2 separate regions of the Homo sapiens genome follow, and region 2 is linked to region 1. Evidence: read pairs that join two places in POLR2A ChIA-PET (ENCODE). Cell type or tissue: Panc1. All regions are shown on one strand. Each heading gives the region's core, and the rest is flanking DNA. Links, peaks and the distances in the headings are about the cores only. Region 1 overlaps SEZ6L2 (seizure related 6 homolog like 2). Region 2 holds the start of QPRT (quinolinate phosphoribosyltransferase).

The links. ChIA-PET counts read pairs that join two places held together with the same protein. Peaks named below come from ENCODE experiments on the same cell type or tissue, not always from the same donor. Only the 100,000 strongest peaks of a DNase experiment are listed, where the experiment ranks them.
Region 2: POLR2A ChIA-PET joins it to region 1 with 17 read pairs; 6 of 35 experiments call an interaction of 5 or more read pairs at or near these places.

Annotation. Positions count from the first base shown.
Region 1 is chr16:29,869,866-29,879,375 of GRCh38, reverse strand. It overlaps SEZ6L2 (seizure related 6 homolog like 2), which reads left to right. Exons shown (of 18, transcript NM_001243332.2): 10 at 951-1,089; 11 at 1,909-2,105; 12 at 2,426-2,620; 13 at 5,647-5,838; 14 at 5,945-6,136; 15 at 6,633-6,671; 16 at 6,850-6,967; 17 at 7,093-7,189; 18 at 7,648-8,217. The coding sequence ends at 7,677. Among named protein-coding and RNA genes, the nearest start is that of CDIPT, 11 kb to the right of the region's middle. RefSeq lists enhancers at 689-1,188, 1,189-1,690. In Panc1, for the core only: no CTCF peak of the experiment used is centred there; no DNase peak of the experiment used is centred there.
Region 2 is chr16:29,674,613-29,684,122 of GRCh38, reverse strand. It overlaps QPRT (quinolinate phosphoribosyltransferase), which reads right to left and starts at 4,943. Exons shown (of 4, transcript NM_014298.6): 1 at 4,913-4,943. The coding sequence starts at 4,925. RefSeq lists enhancers at 4,398-4,899, 6,438-6,937, 6,938-7,439, 7,858-8,127. In Panc1, for the core only: no CTCF peak of the experiment used is centred there; no DNase peak of the experiment used is centred there; H3K4me3 peaks cover 908 bases; H3K27ac peaks cover 1,167 bases.

The DNA.
Region 1 (9,510 bases), core at 2,902-5,401:
TGCATGCCTGTAATCCCAGCTACTCAGGAGGCTGAGGCAGGAGAATCGCTTGAACCCGGGAGGCGGAGGTTGCGGTGAGCCGAGATCGCAGCACTGCACTCCAGCCTGGGCAAGAAGTGTGAAACTCCGTCTCAAAAAAGAAAGAAAGAAAGAAAAAAGAAACAGGTGGATAAAGCCGGGAGCAGTGTCTCACGCCTGTAATCCCAACACTCTGGGAGGCTCAGGCAGGCGGATCACCTGAGGTCAGGAGTTGGAGACCAGCCTGGTCAATAGAGTGAAACCCCGTCTCTACTAAAAATACAAAAATTAGCCGGGCATGGTAGTGCGTGCCTGTAATCCCAGCTACTTGGGAGGCTGAGGCACGAGAATCGCTTGAGTCTGCGAGGTGGAGATTGCAGTGAGCCGGGATTGCGCCACTGCACTCCAGCCTGGGCGACAGAGTGAGACTCTGTCTAAAAAAATAAAAATAGGGGCTGGACCTGGTGGCTCACGCCTGTAATCCCAGCACTTTGGGAGGCCAAGGCGGGCAGATCACGAGGTCAGGAGATCGAGACCATTCTGGCTAACACCGTAAAACCCCGTCTCTACTAAAAATACAAAAAAAAAAAAAAAGAAAAAAGAAAAAAAAATAGGGTGTGGTGGCGGCGCCTGTAGTCCCAGCTACTCGGGAGGCTGAGGCAGGAGAATGGCGTGAACCAGGGAGGCAGAGCTTGCAGTGAACCAAGATCGCACCACTGCACTCCAGCCTGGGCGACAGAGAGACTCCGTCTCAAAAAAAATTTAAAAATAAATAAATAAATAAAATAAAAGAATAAAAGAAACAGGTGGATCATAGGTAATAGGAAACAAGCGAGGTGATGTGGTGCACGCATCACGAGTGGTGAGGACTGTGGAGAAATGAAGACAGCATGCCCACCTGGGTCCTGAACCTGACACCCCTTTTTCCCTAGCCATGTGTGGAGGGGAGCTGTCGGAACCAGCTGGCGTGGTCCTCTCTCCCGACTGGCCCCAGAGCTATAGCCCGGGCCAAGACTGCGTGTGGGGCGTGCACGTCCAGGAAGAGAAGCGCATCTTGCTCCAAGTTGAGATGTATGTTTGGGTCCTGCAGAGGGTGCGACGGGTGTAGGCTCAGCAAAGTGTGGTATGCCAATGCAGTAGCCTGCATTCTGAGCCTGTCTGGCTCTTGCGTATCTATCCAGAATTCGGTGGATAGGCTGGTGCACTAAGGGTACAGGATAGACGTGAGAGAGCTGGGCTCAAATCACATATTAGCCAGGCAACCTCGGACAAATAAATAGGGCAATGCAGCCTTCCTTAGGGGCCACTGTGAACAAGGGGCTCTGGCCTGGTGCCTCTCACTCTTTGGAGGTTTCTGAGGCTTCCCCTGGAGCTATTTCCACGGACACAGACCCAAACTGTTGCGTTAACACCAGCAAGTTGGGGAGGTCTGGGGAGAATCCAGTGAGCTGAATTGGTATGAGAGTGTCATGAGATGGCACAGAAGCTGAAGTGGGCGTGGCTTCAAAGCAGGTACTCAGGCGGGGCCTAGAGTTGTGTAGGGCGTTAGCGAATTTGGTCTGTGATTGGCCAGAGCTGGAGTTGGGCTAGGCTGTGGATCTCATGGTGATGGAGGAGGGAGTGGACAGTGGGCGGAGTTAGTAATGTGCAAGCTTAGGGATTGGGTAGTAGGACATGGGAGGAGCCATAGAATAGGGGAACCCTGAGGCACTAGCATAGGAGAAACCATGGTTGGTCAAAACGGAGGCGGCGCCAGACCTGGGATAGGAGAATATGGGCGGGGCTGGAGAGTAGGAGGGGCTACCAATGAGCAGAGTTGAGGATGGGGCAGAGCTGGATGGGAGGGGCCAGTCGCAGCCCCGCCCCATTGCCTGGTCTCACCCCCTGCAGATTGAATGTGCGGGAAGGGGACATGCTGACGCTGTTCGACGGGGACGGTCCCAGCGCCCGAGTCTTGGCCCAGCTGCGGGGACCTCAGCCGCGCCGCCGCCTTCTCTCCTCTGGGCCCGACCTCACACTGCAGTTTCAGGCACCGCCCGGGCCCCCAAATCCAGGCCTGGGCCAGGGCTTCGTATTGCACTTCAAAGGTACTGAGGGATAGAGTCCCGGGATGGGCAGGGGTCGGGCAGGCCAGAGATCCCGGGAGGTGGCCGGTCGTGGTGGCTCACGCCTGTTATCCCGGGGCCTTGGGAGGCCGAGGCGGGAGGATCGTTTGAAGCCAGGAGGTTGAGGCTGCAGTGAGCTATGCTTGTACCACTGTACTCCAGCCTGGGCGACAGGAAACCCTGTCTCTAAGAGAGAGAGAGAGAGACAGATCCCGGGAGGGGGCACAGAGCAAAGCCTCCGAGGCTGGAAGGGAGCCCGCAGTTAAAACGCAGCCTCCAAACTCGCCTTCCCTCCCCTGCAGAGGTCCCGAGGAACGACACGTGCCCCGAGCTGCCACCTCCGGAGTGGGGCTGGAGAACGGCATCCCACGGGGACCTGATCCGGGGCACGGTGCTCACCTACCAGTGCGAGCCTGGCTACGAGCTGCTAGGCTCCGACATTCTCACTTGCCAGTGGGACCTGTCTTGGAGCGCCGCGCCGCCCGCCTGCCAAAAGAGTGAGCCGGCCCCGCCCGCGTCCCCTCGGCCCCGCCCCTTCCCTGTGGGCCCCGTCGTCGGCCTGTCCTGTCCCGACCCCCGTGCTTTCTGGGTTCCATCCCTTCGCTCGGGGTCCTTCCTGGATCTTCTTCAAGGCCTGCCCCCATGCCCTTTAGTTCTCACTCCTCCGCCCGGTTCCCCGAAACTGTCCCCTCTGGGTCTCCCTCTCATCTTCTCCGGGCTGCATCCCTCTTTCTTGCACCGACCTGGGCTCGGTCCCTGTTTCCTCGTCTCACGGCCCCGCCCCGTCCCCTCCTGACCCCTCCTCTGCGGCATCTGAGTTTGGCCCCTAAAAGGGCTCCGACCAGGTTCCCACTGGGCTCCCCGGGTCCACACTTGGCTCCACCTTCCTGTCCTACGCCCCGCCCCAATCCCGCAGTCCTATCAGTTGAAATTGTAGGGAGCCACTTTGCTAGGACCAAGGCTTGTCAGAGCACTTGGTTTATTTGAATGCCATCATTGAAGCCCCGTGCTGGGTTGGGGTTAGGCGAAGGGGGTTCAAGCCCCTCCATACTCTTATGGAGCTCGCAGTCTGGGAGGGATACGCAGGGTGGTGATCACTGGGTGACTTTGGGCGAGGCACTTAGCATTTCTGAGGCTTGGTTTCCCCATCGGCGAAGTAGGACTGAGGTTGTGAAGAGCAGATGGAAAGTTCACAGGGCGCATGCTGCCCTGGGCGTGGCGAAGTGCTGTGGGGAGAGCAGTGGGCTAATTTTCTCAGGGCTGGGGCAGGAGATTTCACAGAGGAGGTGACATTTAAAGGAGCTGGGAGTGTGTATCTTTTAGAAGAGCAGAAAGGGCCAGGTGCGGTGGATCACCTGAGGTCTGGAGTTCGAGACCAGCCTGGCCAACATGGTGAAACCCCGTCTCTACTAAAAATAAAAAACTATCTGGGCATGGTGGCATACGCCTGTAATCCCAGATACTCAGGAGGCTGAGGAAGGAGAATCGCTTGAACCTGGGAGGTGGAGGTTGCAGTAAGCTGAGATTGTGCCATTGCATTCCATCCTGCGCCACGGGAGTGATACTCCATCTCAAAAAAAAAAAAAAGAAAGAAAGAAAGAAAGAAAAAGAAAATTGAAGAGCAGAAAGGAATGGCAGCTGGTTACTTTCTCCAAATTTTAGGAAGCCAGCCCCAAGGACATGGGGCTGTAGTTCCATGTGGCATCTGGAAGCAATGGTGGGACCAAGGGGAGAAGCTTCAGGTAGCCAGATTTGGGCTGGACAAAGCTTCCCGCCCCTGGAAGGATTCACAGGATATCAGGCCTGGATGGGGCTGAGAGTTCGGCTGGCCCCGCTGCCTCGGGCTCAGGAGGGAACCTGCCCAAGGCAGCAGATTGAGCCTGAAGGTGTGCCAGGACCCACATATCTGAGTCCCTGTCCAGTGCTCCATGGCTGTGACCCTGGGCAGATTCCGGCTCTGCCACTCCCTGGCTGAATGACCATGGGCCAAGTCCTTTGACCGCCCTGAGCCCTGGGCTCCAAGGGAGATGACAGTGACATTGGCCTCTCAGGATAATCAGGATTAAATATTATGTTTGTGCCAGGTGTGGTGGCTCACATCTGAAATTGCAGTGCTTTGGAAGGCCAAGGTGGGAGGATCACTTGAGCCCAGGAGATTGAGAACAGCCTGGGCAACATAGTGAGACCCTGTCTCTACAAATAATAAAAAATATAGCCAGGCATGGTGGTATATGCCTGTAGTCCCAGCTACTCAGAAGGCTGTGGTGCGAGAATTGCTTAAGCCCAGGAGTTTGAGGCTGCAGTGAGCCGTGATCTCACCACTGCATTCCAGCTTGAGTGACAGAGCAAGTTCTCGTCTCCAAAACAAAGAATTATATTTGGGGCCAGCCGTGGTGGCTCACACCTGTAATCCCAGCACTGGTGGAGGCTGAGGTGGGTGGATCACCTGAGGTCAGGAGTTCGAGACCAGCCTGGCCAACATGGCGAAACCCTGTCTATACTAAAAATACAAAAATTAGCTGGGCATGGTAGCGAATGCCTGTAATCGCAGCTACTCGGGAGGCTGAGGCAGGAGAATCTCTTGAGTCCAGAAGGCAGAGGTTGCAGTGAGCCGAGATGCGCCACTGCACTCCAGCCTGGGCGACAGAGCGAGACTCCCATCTCAAAAAAAAAAAAAAAAAAAAAAAAAAAAAAAAAAAAAACAAGCACACACACAAAGAATTATATTTGTTTGTAAAACATTTAGCAGGGTACGTAGCTCAGGCTTATATACAAGAAATGGCTATGATTATGATTCCTTCACAACAGGGTTGTAAACTCAAACGCCTGAAGGCAGGGAGTGTATGTGAGTGAACTGGGCTGGGCATAATGAGAATACTGGGGACAGGAGAGCTGGGCCCCCTCTAAAGAGGGCAGCTGCTGTTCCACAGACTACAAGCCATGTTGGGCTCACCCTGCTGGGATTTGGCTAGTATGCTCTGGTATGGTGGTTAAATATTTTGAATTTCACCCCAGGATAGGGGCTTGGGGTTTCCCCAAGCAAACTGTTTACTAAACGAAGCCTGAAATATAACATACGTTGAATTTTGAAAAAAATTAAGCCTGTCATTCTGGCCTGAAAATAGATGCACTGCATTTTAAGTTTTTCCAATTCATGCTCTCTTCCTTCTGAGGAATTGGTGGGAAGTGCGTGTGTGTGCAGAGGTGTTCAGAGGAAACAGCCTGAGGCTCAGGCCTCTCCCAGCCCTAAGCTTCTGGGAGATTTTCTTTTATTTTTTTTAGACTGGGTCTCACTCTGTCACCCAGGCTGGAGTGCAGTAGCGTGGTCACCATTCACTGCAGCCTCGACCTGCTGGGTTCGAGCGATCATCCCGCCTCCAACTCCTGAGTAGCTGGAACCACAGGAGTGCGCCACCACTCCTGGCTAATTTTTCAATTTTTTGTAGAGATGGGGTCTCTCTGTGTTGCCCAGGCTGATCTTTGAAGGCCCTCGCTCCCCCTGACCTTGTTCTTCTGCCACCAGTCATGACTTGTGCTGACCCTGGCGAGATTGCCAACGGGCACCGCACCGCCTCGGACGCCGGCTTCCCCGTTGGCTCCCACGTCCAGTACCGCTGCCTGCCAGGGTACAGCCTCGAGGGGGCAGCCATGCTCACCTGCTACAGCCGGGACACAGGCACACCCAAGTGGAGCGATAGGGTCCCCAAATGCGCCTGTGAGTCTGGGGCACACCCTGGGAGGGTGGCTGGGTAGCCCTGGGAGAGCCCGTCTGCCCCGTGCACAGTAGTGCAGCTGGCACGTGACTGGCATGCTCCCCGCAGTGAAGTACGAGCCGTGCCTGAACCCGGGGGTTCCCGAGAATGGCTACCAGACGCTGTACAAGCACCACTACCAGGCGGGCGAGTCTCTGCGCTTCTTCTGCTATGAGGGCTTTGAGCTTATCGGCGAGGTCACCATCACCTGTGTGCCCGGCCACCCCTCCCAGTGGACCAGCCAGCCCCCACTCTGCAAAGGTGCCTGGCCAGACAGGGCAGGAGGGGCACACCAGTGTCCGGGAAGTGACAGGGCTGGGAGAGTCAGGTAGCACATTTGAGACCAATGGGCGACCCCACAGAGCTCCCGGTTCTCCTCCTGTGGCCTCGTGTCCTCACGGGTGTGTCCAGAAGCCCTGGGTCGTGTGAGGTCATGGGATTGGCTCAGGGGTGTAGTAGAGGGGGCCTTGGCTTGGAAGTCCCTTGCTCTGAATAGGCCTCAGTTTCCCTATCGCTGACAAGTTCTAGTTTGGCTCAGACTGTCCAGGAACCCTGACTTTTTAGGGGTCTGGAGAAAGAGGACAAAGGCCCTGTGCTGGTCACTCCTCTCTCTTCCCCACAAAGGGAGAAAGTTGAGGTTGAGCAGAGGGCAGAGAGAACCAGGCTGTCCAGCCCAGCCCCACCGGGCTCCCGGCCCCTCCCAGCCTCCTCCCCTCCCTGGCTCAGACCCCATCCCCTCCCCCTCCTCTCCCTGCAGTTGCCTATGAGGAGCTCCTGGACAACCGAAAACTGGAAGGTCAGTGAGAGCACAGGTGGAGACCCAGGCTGGCCAGGTTGGGAGGGCAAGGCAGAGGCTGGGGCAGGAGGCCAGGCCTTGGAGGGATGAAGCCCAGGGTTTGAGGCCCAGGGCAGGAGGCTGGGAGAGCCCAGGACCGGGCCCAGCCACAGCTCACCGGCCTCTCCTCCTCCTGTAGTGACCCAGACCACAGATCCATCACGGCAGCTGGAAGGGGGGAACCTGGCCCTGGCCATCCTGCTGCCTCTAGGCTTGGTCATTGTCCTCGGCAGTGGCGTTTACATCTACTACACCAAGTAAGTAGCCTGCTTGGGGACTGCCGGCCAGGGCAGACGTCTTGCGAGCCTGGCACTGGAGCCTGGGTCAGGGGAGCTCAGGGGCTTACCTGTTGATAAGCTCCTCTGTCCTCTCCCTTTCCCAGGCTTCAGGGAAAGTCCCTTTTCGGCTTCTCGGGCTCCCACTCCTACAGCCCCATCACCGTGGAGTCGGACTTCAGCAACCCGCTGTATGAAGCTGGGGTAAGCACCTTGCCTGCCCCTGAAGAGCCACCACTTGGCTCTCCCAGGACTCCATAACCTTCTCGCAAGGTCTCTGGAATCTCTGTCTTGGGAATTTCAAACTCAGCTGCCCCCAGAGGCCATGTCAATGAGCATAGCAAGCCATGTGTATACAATAGGGAGTGGTGAGGACTGTGGCTAAGTGGAGGACTTGTGCCCCATCTCAAGAATACGGCTCTACCCCATAGTCGAAACTGAGGCACAATTGGCAGATCTTCCAATTATTCAAGACAAGCCAGAAATTCAGATTTTTGTGTCATTTTACGACACCGTAGGATGAACCAAACACATTCACTGGCCCCCCAGCCCCTAGAGGTCAATGTTACTTTAAAACCCAGGATCGTTGCCCCTCCTCCCATTCGGCTGCCTCTTCCACCCCTATCAGACTCCAACAACTGACCTGATCTCTCTGTCTTCAGGATACGCGGGAGTATGAAGTTTCCATCTGAACCCCAAGACTACAGCTGCAGGACCCAGGACGCCCCTCCCCTCCTCATTCGGGCAGAGGGAAATACGGGACCCGGTCTCTGCCTCCTGGCTGCCCTCCTCCCTGGCTGTGTAAATAGTCTCCCTATCCCACGAGGGGGCTTTGATGGCCCTGGAGATCCTACAGTAAATAAACCAGCATCCTGCCGCCCAAAGCCGCCTCTTCTCAGTTGCCAAACGAGGGGCCTGCCCCCCGCCCTACCGGCTTTTGGATTCTGGGAGGGGAACTCTGCCTCCCTGCAAATCTTGCAGCCCCTCCTGCCCAGGGCACCCCTCAAGGACTGCCCCCGATAGCTCTACTGTTCCCTTGGCCACGAAGGTGCCCCCCTCCCAGATGCCCTGGCCCTAGGCCTGACTCCGGCCAGGAGGGTCAGAAGAAGGACAAAGGGGAGAGCTGGGACAAGGCCTTGCCCCCTTCCTGCCATCTCCCCAACCCACAGTCTCTCCACCTTTGCTTCTGAATTCTTGTTTTTGAGCAATAAACAGAAAATCGCCACTTGTAATTGGGCCGGTGGAGTGTGGGGAGGTGGTCACCGAGCACTGGACCACTTCTCTGGAGAGAGGGCTGGGGAAAGGGGAACAATTTGAAAAAAAAAAAAAAAAAGGAAATGCGAAAGTGGGCAGAGGGCAGTGTCCGGGGGCCTGGCCTGAGGTAAAAAAGCCTGGCTTTAGGCTCAGCCTCTGTGAAGGCCTCCCTGCGACCAGCCTCACTCCAGGACGCAGTGACCTCTCCACCAGGCCTTCCTTGACATTGTGGGCCTCTTCCAGATGGGAGAGAACTGACAGGAGCCACCCGTCTTCTCTCGCTGCTGGGCAGGAGGCAAACAGCTTTCAATTTCTTTCTTTTTAGAGACAGGGCCTGGCTCTGCCGGCCAGGCTGGAATGCAGTGGTGCCATCACAGCTCACTGCAACCTCAAACTCCTAGGTTCAAGGGATCCTCCCGCCTCAGCATCCTGAGTAGCTGGGACTACAGGTGCAAGCCATGGTGCCTGCCTAATTTTTAAATTTTTTGTAGAAATGAGATCTTGTTACGCTGCCCGGGCTGGTCTCGAACACCTGGCCTCAAGCAATCCTCCTTCCTCAACTTCCCAAAGTTCTGGGATTACAGGCGTGAGCCACCAAGCCTGGCTTTTCAATTTGTCTTATGACCAGTTTGCCTAAAATTCACCCCCTTTGGAGAATTTTTGTATCCATTCAAGTACACCATTTCTTCCCCCCCCCCCAATCTTTTTAGTATTTTAGGCGTATCTGCTGTGACCCATCTACCAATTTGAACTTGTTTTATATCCTTGGGGGTGTCCTTTTCCACTTTATCTTTTTTTTTTTTTTTTTTCACTCTTGTCACTCAGGCTGCAGTACAATGGCGTGATCTTGGCTCACTGCAACCTCCACCTCCTGGGTTCAAGCCATTCTCCTGCCTCAGCCTTTCGAGTAGCTAGGATTACAGGCACCCATGCCTGGTTAATTTTTGTATTTTTAGTAGAGACCGGGTTTTGCCATGTTGGCCAGGCTGGTCTCGAACTCCTGACCTCAGGTGATCTGCCTGCCTGGGCCTCCCAAAGTGCTGGGATTACAGGTGTGAGCCACCTTGCCTGGCCTAATTAAAATTTTATATTTAAGCCGGGCATGGTGGCTCACGCCTGTAATCCCAGCACTTTGGGAGGCCGAGGCGGGCGGATTACGAGGTCAGGAGATCGAGACCATCCTGGCTAACATGGTGAAATCCCTTCTCTACTAAAAATACAAAAAATTAGCTGGGCGTAGTGGCGGGCGCCTGTAATCCCAGCTACTTGGG
Region 2 (9,510 bases), core at 4,048-6,547, 200 kb after region 1:
AGATAAAGAACCCACAGGGCATGTCCAACAAAAAGAGAAGCATCATCAGGAGTGGGTACCTGGGAAGGAGAAGAGGGTTTTGGGAGGTGAGCAGAAGTAAATAGAAGGAAGACTGAGGATGGGGCTCTGCACTTAGCAACTGTGAGGCCTGTGCCAGAGCGGTTTTTGTGCCATGTGTCGGGGGCAGAAGCCACATTGTCATGCTCGAGGAGCGCACGGGAGGTAGGGAAGTGGGGGTGTTGGTGTGAACCACTCCTTTCAAGAGAAGTGGACACAGTGGGGCCTCTGCCTGGGCTGCACACCAGAATCACAGGGAGCTTTTCAAACTTTCAGATGCTCAGGCCCATTCCAACCCAGTGAACCAGAATCTCTGGGGGTAGTTTCCAGGGATCCAGGTTGGGGAAGAGCCAGCCCCCACCCTGCTCTGTGACTCAGATGCACATGAGGATCAAGAATCAATGCTCGGCCAGGGGCGGTGGCTCATGCCTGTAATCCCAACACTTTGGGAGGCCGAGGCAGAAGGATCGCTTGAGGCCAGGAGTTTGAGACCAGCCTGGGCAGCATAGTGAGAACCCATCTCTACAAAAACAATTTTAAAAATTAGCTGGGCATGGTGACACACGCCTGTAGTCCTAGCTATTCAGAAGGCTGAAGTGGGAGGATCCCTTGAGTCCAGGAGTTGGAGGCTGCAGTGAGCTATGATGGAGCTACTGCACTCTGGCCTAGGCAACAGGGTGAGACCCTGCCTCAGGGAAAAAAAAAAAAGAACCAATGCTCTCATAAGACCACATATTGGCTGGGCGTGGTGGTCACACCTGTAATCCCAGCACTTTGGGAGGCCAAGGTGGGCCTAAGATCACCTTAGGTCAGGAGTTCGAGACCAGCCTGGACAACATGGTGAAGCGCTGTCTCTACTAAAAAAATACAAAATTTATCCATGTGTGGTGGTGCACGCCTGTAATCCCAGCTACTCGGGAGACTGGGGTGAGAGAATCGCTTGAATCTGGGAGGCGGAGGTTGCAGTGAGCCGAGGTTGCGCCACTGCACTCCAGCCTGGGCAACAGAGTGAGATTCCATCTCAAAAAAAAAAAAAAAGAATCAGTCAGGTGTGGTGGCTCATACCTGTAATCCCAGCACTTTGGGGCATTTGAGACCAGCCTGTGCAATATAGTGAGACCCCTATCTCTAAATTAAACATTTTTTAATCAAAAAAATAAAGTTTCAAAGACTCTTAAAACATACTAACCAATCACAAAGTGTAGATTTTACTTAGATCCTAATTCAAACAAACTAAAAGCAAATTAGGCTATTTATGAAACCACTGGAATCTGGACATTGAATGTTTGATAACACCAAGGAAATTTTTAAAGTTTAGTTTTGACAATAGTATTGTGGTTGTAGTAAAAAGAAAAGTCTTTATCTTTTAAGAAAAAAACATGATGAGGCTGGGCGCAGTGACTTGCGCCTGTAATCCCAGCACTTTGGGAGGCCAAGGTGGGTGGATCACCTGAGGTGAGGAGTTCAAGACCAGCCTGGCCAGCACGGCAAAACCCATCTCTACTAAAAAAAAAAATGCAAAAAAATTAGCTGGGCATGGTGGTGGGCACCTGTATCCCCAGCTACTTGGGAGAGTGAGGCAGGAGAATCACTTGAACCTGGGAGGCAGAGGTTGCAGTGAGCCAAGATCACGCCATTATACTCCAGTCTGGGCAACAAGAGCGAAACTCCATCTCAAAAAAGAAAGAAAGAAAACATGCTGAGATGTTCACATATGAAAAGATTTGAGCCAGGCACGGTGGCTCATGCCTGTAATCCCAACACTTTTGGGAGGCTGAGGTTGGAGGATCGCTTGAGGCTGGGAGTTTGAGACCAGCCTGGGCAACACAGCAAGAACCCATCTCTAAAAAAAAAAAAAATTTATTTTAATTAGCCAGGTGTGGTGGCACACGCCTGCAGTCCCAGCTACTCCACAGGCTGAGGCAGGAGGACCACTTGAGCCCAGAAGTTGGAGGCTACAAACAGTGAGCTATGATTATGTTACTGCACACCAACCAGCCTGGGTGACAGAACAAGACCCCGTCTAAAAAACAAAAGAGGCCGGGTGCGGTGGCTCACACCTGTAATCCCAGCACTTTGGGAGGCCGAGGAGGCAGATCACAAGGTCAAGAGATCGAGACCATCCTGGCCAACATGGTGAAACCCTGTCTCTACTAAAACTACAAAATTAGCTGGACATGGCAGCAAGTGCCTGAAGCACGTGTAGTCCCAGCTACTCGTGAGGCTGAGGCAAGATAATCACTTGAACCTGGGAGGTGAAGGTTGCAGTGAGCCGAGATCCTGCCACTGCACTCCAGCCTGGTGACAGAGTCAGACTCCATCTCGAAAAAAAAAAAAAAAGAATCTGGATCTGCTAGCCTGGCCAACATGGTGACACCCCATCTCTACTAAAAATACAAAAATTAGCCGGGCATGGTGGTTTATGCCTGTAGTCCCAGCTACTCGTGAGGCTGAGGCAGGAGAATCGCTTGAACCCGGGAGGCAGAGGTTGCAGCGAGCCAAGATCATGCCACTGCACTCCAGCCTGGACAACAGGGCGAGACTCTGTCTCAAAAAAAAAAAAAAAAAAAAAGAATCTGGATCTGATGAAAATTATGGATCTCCTTCCCAGAAAAATGCGTAACCGTGTTCTCACAAAGACACACAATTTCACCTGCAAATTCTGGGGTTCATGAACTCCCCCAGAGCCCATCCCTGATCCCTCAGTAAAGAATCCTGGCTCTGAAGGAATCAGGTCGAGACCCCTTGACATCTGCTAAGGTATTTAATCTTCATTACAACCCCGTGAGACCAGTGCCACCAACTCCATTGTCCAGATGTGGAAACGGGCTTCTACAGGTTACAAAACTTGCCAGGGTTTCCACTGCTGCTGAGTGGCAGTCAGGATTCACATCCAGGTCGGCGTTGTTTCAAAAGAGAAAGACACAATGGAGATTGAAAGGTGTTTGGCGTGGCATCCTGCATGGGACCCCTGAGAGCTGGTTCCACAGTGGAGCCAGAGGGACCGGGTGTATGGGGCCAGCAGGCACCTCAAACATGGAGGAGGGTCTAAGCACCTGTGCCTCCCATCCTCTGTCCTCCCCACAACCTTCTGAGCAGGGAACTATTTATTTTCCTTTTTTTTTGAGATGGAGTCTCGCTCTGTCGCCCAGGCTGGAGTGCTGAGGCCTGGTCTCAGCTCACTGCAACCTCCGCCACTGGGGTTCAAGCAATTCTCCTGCCTCAGCCTCCCATGTAGCTGGGATTACAGGTGCGCACCACCACACTCGGCTAATTTTTGTACTTTTAGTAGAGACGGGGTTTCACCATGTTGGCCAGGCTGGTCTCAAACACCTGACCTCAAGTGCTCCACCCACCTCAGCCTCCCAAAGTGCTGGGATTACAGGCGTGAGCCACCGTGGCGGGCCAGAGCAGGGAACTATTATTGTCATTTTACAGATGGAAGAAAACGGGACTCTGAGAAGCCAGGACCCACCCATGGTCACACAGCCCCATCCCTGGTGGAGCCTTCTGAGCGTAGAGCATGGACCCCTGGGTTTGTGCTGGTGGAAGGGTTTACGGGGCGCCAGTTTAGTCAGCCACCCCTGTGTAGGACACCTATGGAACACCATAGGGGGCCTCTGAGGAGAATCACCTCCTTATTGCCATTGTGTCCCCAGGCCAGTGAACATGACCTGCTCTGCGGCTTTACACAGAATGCTCTGGGCTGAAACACTTCCTTGAAGCGTTGGAATGTGACCAGACATCCTGGCTCCTTGTAAAACCCACTCCCACCAGCTGCAGCCCAATAAGTTAAAGATTATCTTAGTTGGCCGGGCACGGTGGCTAACACCTGTAATCCCAGCACTTTGGGAGGCAGAGACGGGCGGATCACGAGGTTGGGAAATGAGACCATCCTGGCTAACATGGTGAAACCCCGTCTCTACTAAAAATACAAAAAATTAGCCAGGCGTGGCGGCGGGCGCCTGTAGTCCCAGCTACTCGGGAGGCTGAGGCAGGAGAATGGCATGAACCCGGGAGGCGGAGCTTGCAGTGAGCCGAGATCACGCCACTGCACTCCAGCCTGGGGGAAAGCGAGACTCCGTCTCAAAAAAAAAAAAAAAAAAGATTATCTTAGTAGTTAGACATATGCTTTGAGCTTAAAGGAAATTCACATAAACCACCACGGCTATACATCTTTCAAATGACGCGCACACCCCCACCTTCACCGTTTCACCCCGTACCATCTGCTTCTTAGATCAAAAGATTGTACTCAATAAATTATCAGGCAACCAGGGCTCTGCAGCCTTCACTTTAGCAACTGGCCCCCTGGGGCTGCTTTAAATCTTAACTTGTCTTTTCTCATTCCTTTGTTGCCACCGGACTTCATGGTTGGGGGTTGGGACTGATCACCCCAACAGTTTGCATACAGCTCCCTCCAGGCAGGGAATCACGGGACTCAAGCCCCCTCCCCCACCCAGCTGCAGAAGGGACAGGACTTTGTCTCTGCTTCTCCCGAGCTACCAGCGAGAGCAGAAGTCCATGCTGCTCCCCCAACCAGCCTCCCACTTCCGGCCCCCACTGCCCCCAGGAGACGCCACCTCCTCCAGGCCACCCTGCCCTTTTCTAGGGCTTAAGCCCCTTCCTTCCCCAGAGCTCCTTGGGGACTCAACACAGGAGAAAGAAGAGTGAGAAGGGGCCTCTGGGGGTTGAGCAAGGCTGCAGGGACATGGGGTAGGTAAGGGAGTCGATGGCGGGACCAGAGGAGAGATGACTCCAGAGGAGGCAACAAGGGGCTGAGACAAGCCAGGGTGGGGGCAGGGGTAGGCAGTGGGGGGATGGGTGCAGGGACATGGCAGAGAGAGTGTCCCTTTACCTTCAGCGTCCATGGTGACTTGCAGCTGTCTGGGCTGGTGTGTTGGCTGCTCAGGACCAAGGCTCCCAGAGGCCCCAGGCTGGGGGTGGGACTGTGGAGGGAGGGAGGGCCCATCAAGCTGTCAGCCGGCCCTTCCCAGGCTCCCCAAGCCTCCCTCCTGTCCTCTGCCAGGCCTGCAGATTCCTCAGCAGGCCCTGAAAGTCAGAGGAGGGGCTCTGATGGGGAACTCAGAAGCCCTGCCCCAGCCAGTGAAGGAGCCCGAGGCCCTGTTCTCACCCAACACCCAGCCCTCCTGGCCCTAACCCAGGGTCCAAGGCTGTGAATGTAAGCATGTGCTCCCTGGTGAGGGCAGGCAGGCATTTTGGATGGTGTGCTGGGAAAATCATGGGCCCTGGACCTGGGTTCAAATCCTAACTCCATCCTTTTTGATCTCAAGTACCTTTTTACCTTTTTCTGTGCCTCAGTTTCCTTAGCTTTAAAATGGCATAACAGGGCCGGGCACAGGAGCTCACGCCTGTAATCCCAGCACTTTGGGAGGCAGAGGCAGGTTGATCACCTGAGGTCAGGAGTTTGAGACCAGCCTGGCCAACATGGCGAAACCCCATCTCTACTAAAAATACAAAAATTAGCCGGGCATGGTGGCGGCCGCCTGTAATCCCAGCTGCTCAGGAGGCTGAGGCATGAGACTCACTTGAACCCCGGAGGTGGAGGTTGCAGTGAGTCGAGATCATGCCACTGCACTCCAGCCTGGGTGACAGAGTGAGACTCTGTCTCAAGATAAATAAATAAATTTATTAATTAATTTAAAAAACGGCATAACAGGCCGGATGCAGTGGTTCACGACTGTAATCCCAGCACTTTGGGAGGCTGAGGCAGGCAGATCACGAGGTCAGGAGATCGAGACCATCCCAGCTAACATGGTGAAACCCCGTCTCTACTAAAAAACCAAAAAATTAGCCGGGTGTGGTGGTGGGCGCCTGTAGTCCCAGCTACTCGGGAGGCTGAGGCAGGAGAATGGTGTGAACCCGGGAGGTGGAGCTTGCAGTGAGCCAAGATCATGCCACTGTACTCCTGGGCGACAGAGCGAGACTCTGTCTCAAAAAACAAAACAAAACAAAAAAACCCGGCATAACAGGCTGGGCACAGCGACTCATGCCTGTAATCCCTGTGCTTTGGGAGGCCAAGGCAGGAGAATCGCTTGAGGCCAGGAGTTTGAGACCAGTGTGGGCATCATAGAGACATACAGAGATCCCATCTCTCCCAAAAAAAGAAAAAAGAAAAAGAAATTAGCTAAGTACAGTGGTGCACACCTGTAGGCTGAGATGGGAGGATCACTTGAGCCCAGGAGTTCAAAGCTGCAGTGAGCCGTGATCGTGCCACTGCAGTCCAGCCTGAGTGACAGAGAGAGACCCTGTCTCTAAAGAAAAAAAAAATGTAATGGCATAACATCTACCTCATGGGTCCAACTGAGAATCAATGAGAAAACTCTGCAAATGAAACAGAGTAGGAACTCACCTAATATCCACTTCCCTTCCCTTCCCTCTTTCCAAGGAACTTTAAGGGCACAGACAGCTTAGAGCCCAGCTTCTGAACCAGAAAGTGGGGAAACCACCAGTCACCGGGACTGGGACTTCAGGCAAGTTCCTGTCCAAGAACTGCCAGGGCCTTTCTTTCTTCCTTTTTTTTTTTTTTTTGATGGAGTTTCGCTCTTGTTGCCGAGGCTGGAGCGCAATGGCGTGATCTCGACTCACTGCAACCTCCGCTTCCCGGGGTCAAGCGATTCTCCTGCCTCAGCCTCCCGAATAGCTGGGATTACAGGCATGCGCCACCACACCCGGCTAATTTTGTATTTTTTTTCAGTAGAGACGGGGTTTCTCTATGTTGGTCAGGCTAGTCTTGAGCTCCCGACCTCAGGTGATCCACCCGCCTCTGCCTCCCAAAGAGCTGGGATTACAGGCATGAGCCACCGCGCCTGGCCCAGGGCCTTCCTTTCTTCATTGGAAACCCTTCTTGCTACAGTTGCTCACAGGGACTGCTAGTCGCTAAATTCACTTGCATCTTCCCAGCCTTCTCCCTTTGCTTTCTCTGCCGCACCTGACTGCCGGGACTGGGGCTGGCGTGACGGATCGAGACACCCAAGGCACAAAATTTAGGGAGGCCTCATCCTCCAGCTCACTTTTTTTTTTTTTTTTTTTTTTGAGACAGGGTCTTGCTCTGTCACCCAGGCTGGAGTGCAGTGGCACAATCTTGGCCCACTACAACCTCCACGCCCCAGGCTCAAGTGATCCTCCTACCTCAGCCTCCTGAGTAGCTGGAACCACAGGCGTCTGCCACCATGCCCAGCTAATTTGTGTATTTTTAGTAGAGAAGGGGTTTCACCGTGTTGGCCAGGCTGGAGTCGGGCTCGCTTATCACCCCAGCACCTTGCTGGCCTTGATTCAGTCCTGGGCCTGTTTCTGAGGCTGCAGTGAGCTATGCAGTGAGCTTTTTTTTTCTTTAGAGACAGGATCTCCAAATGTCATTTTTCTCCTGGTTAATTTTTTTTTTTTTGGATACAGGGTTTTGCTCTGTCACTCAGGCTTAAGTGGAGTGCAGTGGCCCAATCAAAGCTCACTGCAGCCTCAAACTCCTGGCCCCAAGCCTCCTGAGTTGCTGGGACTGTATGTGCATGCCTCCACCCTAGGCTAATTTTTTATTTTTATTTTTTGTACAGATAGGATCTTGCTATGCTGCCCAGGCTGGTCTCAAACTCCTGGCTTCAGGTGATCCTCTTAAAGGCTCTTTTCTATCTTTTGCAGGTGCTTCTTCCTACATCCAACCCTCAGATTTTGGTGTTGCTTCAGTGTGGCAGAGACTGTTTCCCTTTTCCTTCTGGGTACCCTACTAAACTACATTTCCCAGCTTCCTCTGCACTGAGGCAGTCTTGTTCTGGCCAATGGAGTGTGAGCAAAAGATATTTCCAGACCTGACCCTAGAAGTCTTCACAGGATCCTATTCTGCCTCTCCCCTCCCATTAGCTGGTCAAAAGCAGACCACTCCAAGGCCCTAGGAGGATGACAGAGCCACTAGATGGAAGGAGACTGGGTCCCGGAATAATGTTGTGAAAGGTCATGCTCCAGATGTCAGGAATTGACTGTCATAAGAAGGAAAAAACTTCTTTTGAGTTATACCGCTGAGATGTGGGGGCACTGTTTCTTACAGCAGTTAGCCTGCCCTGACTATTACACTCAGATTCTCTCTACAGCTCTCTTCTCAATCTACCCAGTGAATGATATAATTTATGTATCTATCTATCTGTATCACTATTTATTTATTTATTTATTTATTTATTTTTATTTTTATTTTTTGAGAGGGAGTCTCACTCTGTCACCCAGGCTGGAATCCAGTGGTACAATCTCGGCTAACTGCAACCTCCACCTCCCGGGTTCAAGTGATTCTCCTGCCTTAGCCTCCCAAGTAGCTGGGATTACAGGCGCATGCCACCATGCCCAGCTAGTTTTTGTTATTTTTGGTAGAGATGGGGTTTCGCCATGTTGTTCAGGCTGGTCTCGAACTCCTGACCTCAAGTGATACACCCACCCTAGCCTCCCAAAGTGCTGGGATTACAGCCTTGAGCCACTGCATCCAGCCGACTCTTAAATCTATATCTTCTATCCTGAGTTCCCTCTCAAGCTCCAGGCCTCTATTCTGTTTTTGTTTTTGTTTTTGAAACAGGGTCTCACTGTGTCACCCAGGCTAGCGTGCATTGGCATGATCACAGCACAAAGCAGCCTCAACCTATAGGGCTGAAGTGATTCTCCTGCCTCACCCTCCTGAGTAGCTGGGACTACAGGTGAATGCCACCACGCCCATCGAACTTTTTTATTTTTAATAGGGACAGGGTTTCGCCATGTTTAAAGGCTGAAGCAATTCTCCTGCCTCGGCCTCCCAAAGTGCTGGGATTACAGGTGTGAGCCACTGCACTTGGCCAATAAATCTATTTCAAACCCAACCTCTTTCACCTTCCAGACTGCCACTGTATCCAGCGTGGGCTAGAATAATATTATCATTTCACACTTCCTCAGAACATCCTCCTGGATGACCAGGTCAACTCAAAGGACAGAACTGGGCCAGGCACTGTGGCTTGTGCCTGTAATCCCAACAGTTTGGGAGGCTGAGGCAGGAGGATCACTTGAGGCCAGGAGTTTGAGACCAGCCTGGGCAACAGAAATTTGTTTATGAAAATAAACAAATAAGGCCAGGCGCGGTGGCTCATACCTGTAATCCCAGCACTTTGGAAGACCAAGGCAGGCAGATCACCTGAGGTCGCGAGTTCGAGACCAGCCTGGCCAACATGTTGAAACCTCGTCTCTACTAAAAATAGAAAATTAGCCGGGCGTGGTGGCGCGCATGCCTGTAATCCCAGCTACTTGGGAGGCTGAGACAGGAGAATTGCTTGAACCTGGGAGGCAGAGGTTGCAATGAGCCAAGATCGCACCACTGCGCTACAGCCTGGGTGTCAGAAGCAAGACTCTGTCTCAAAAATAAATAAATAAATAAAACTATTCTTTGTGCATGAATTTATTCATCCCTCCATTCAGTAAACATATACTAGGTAG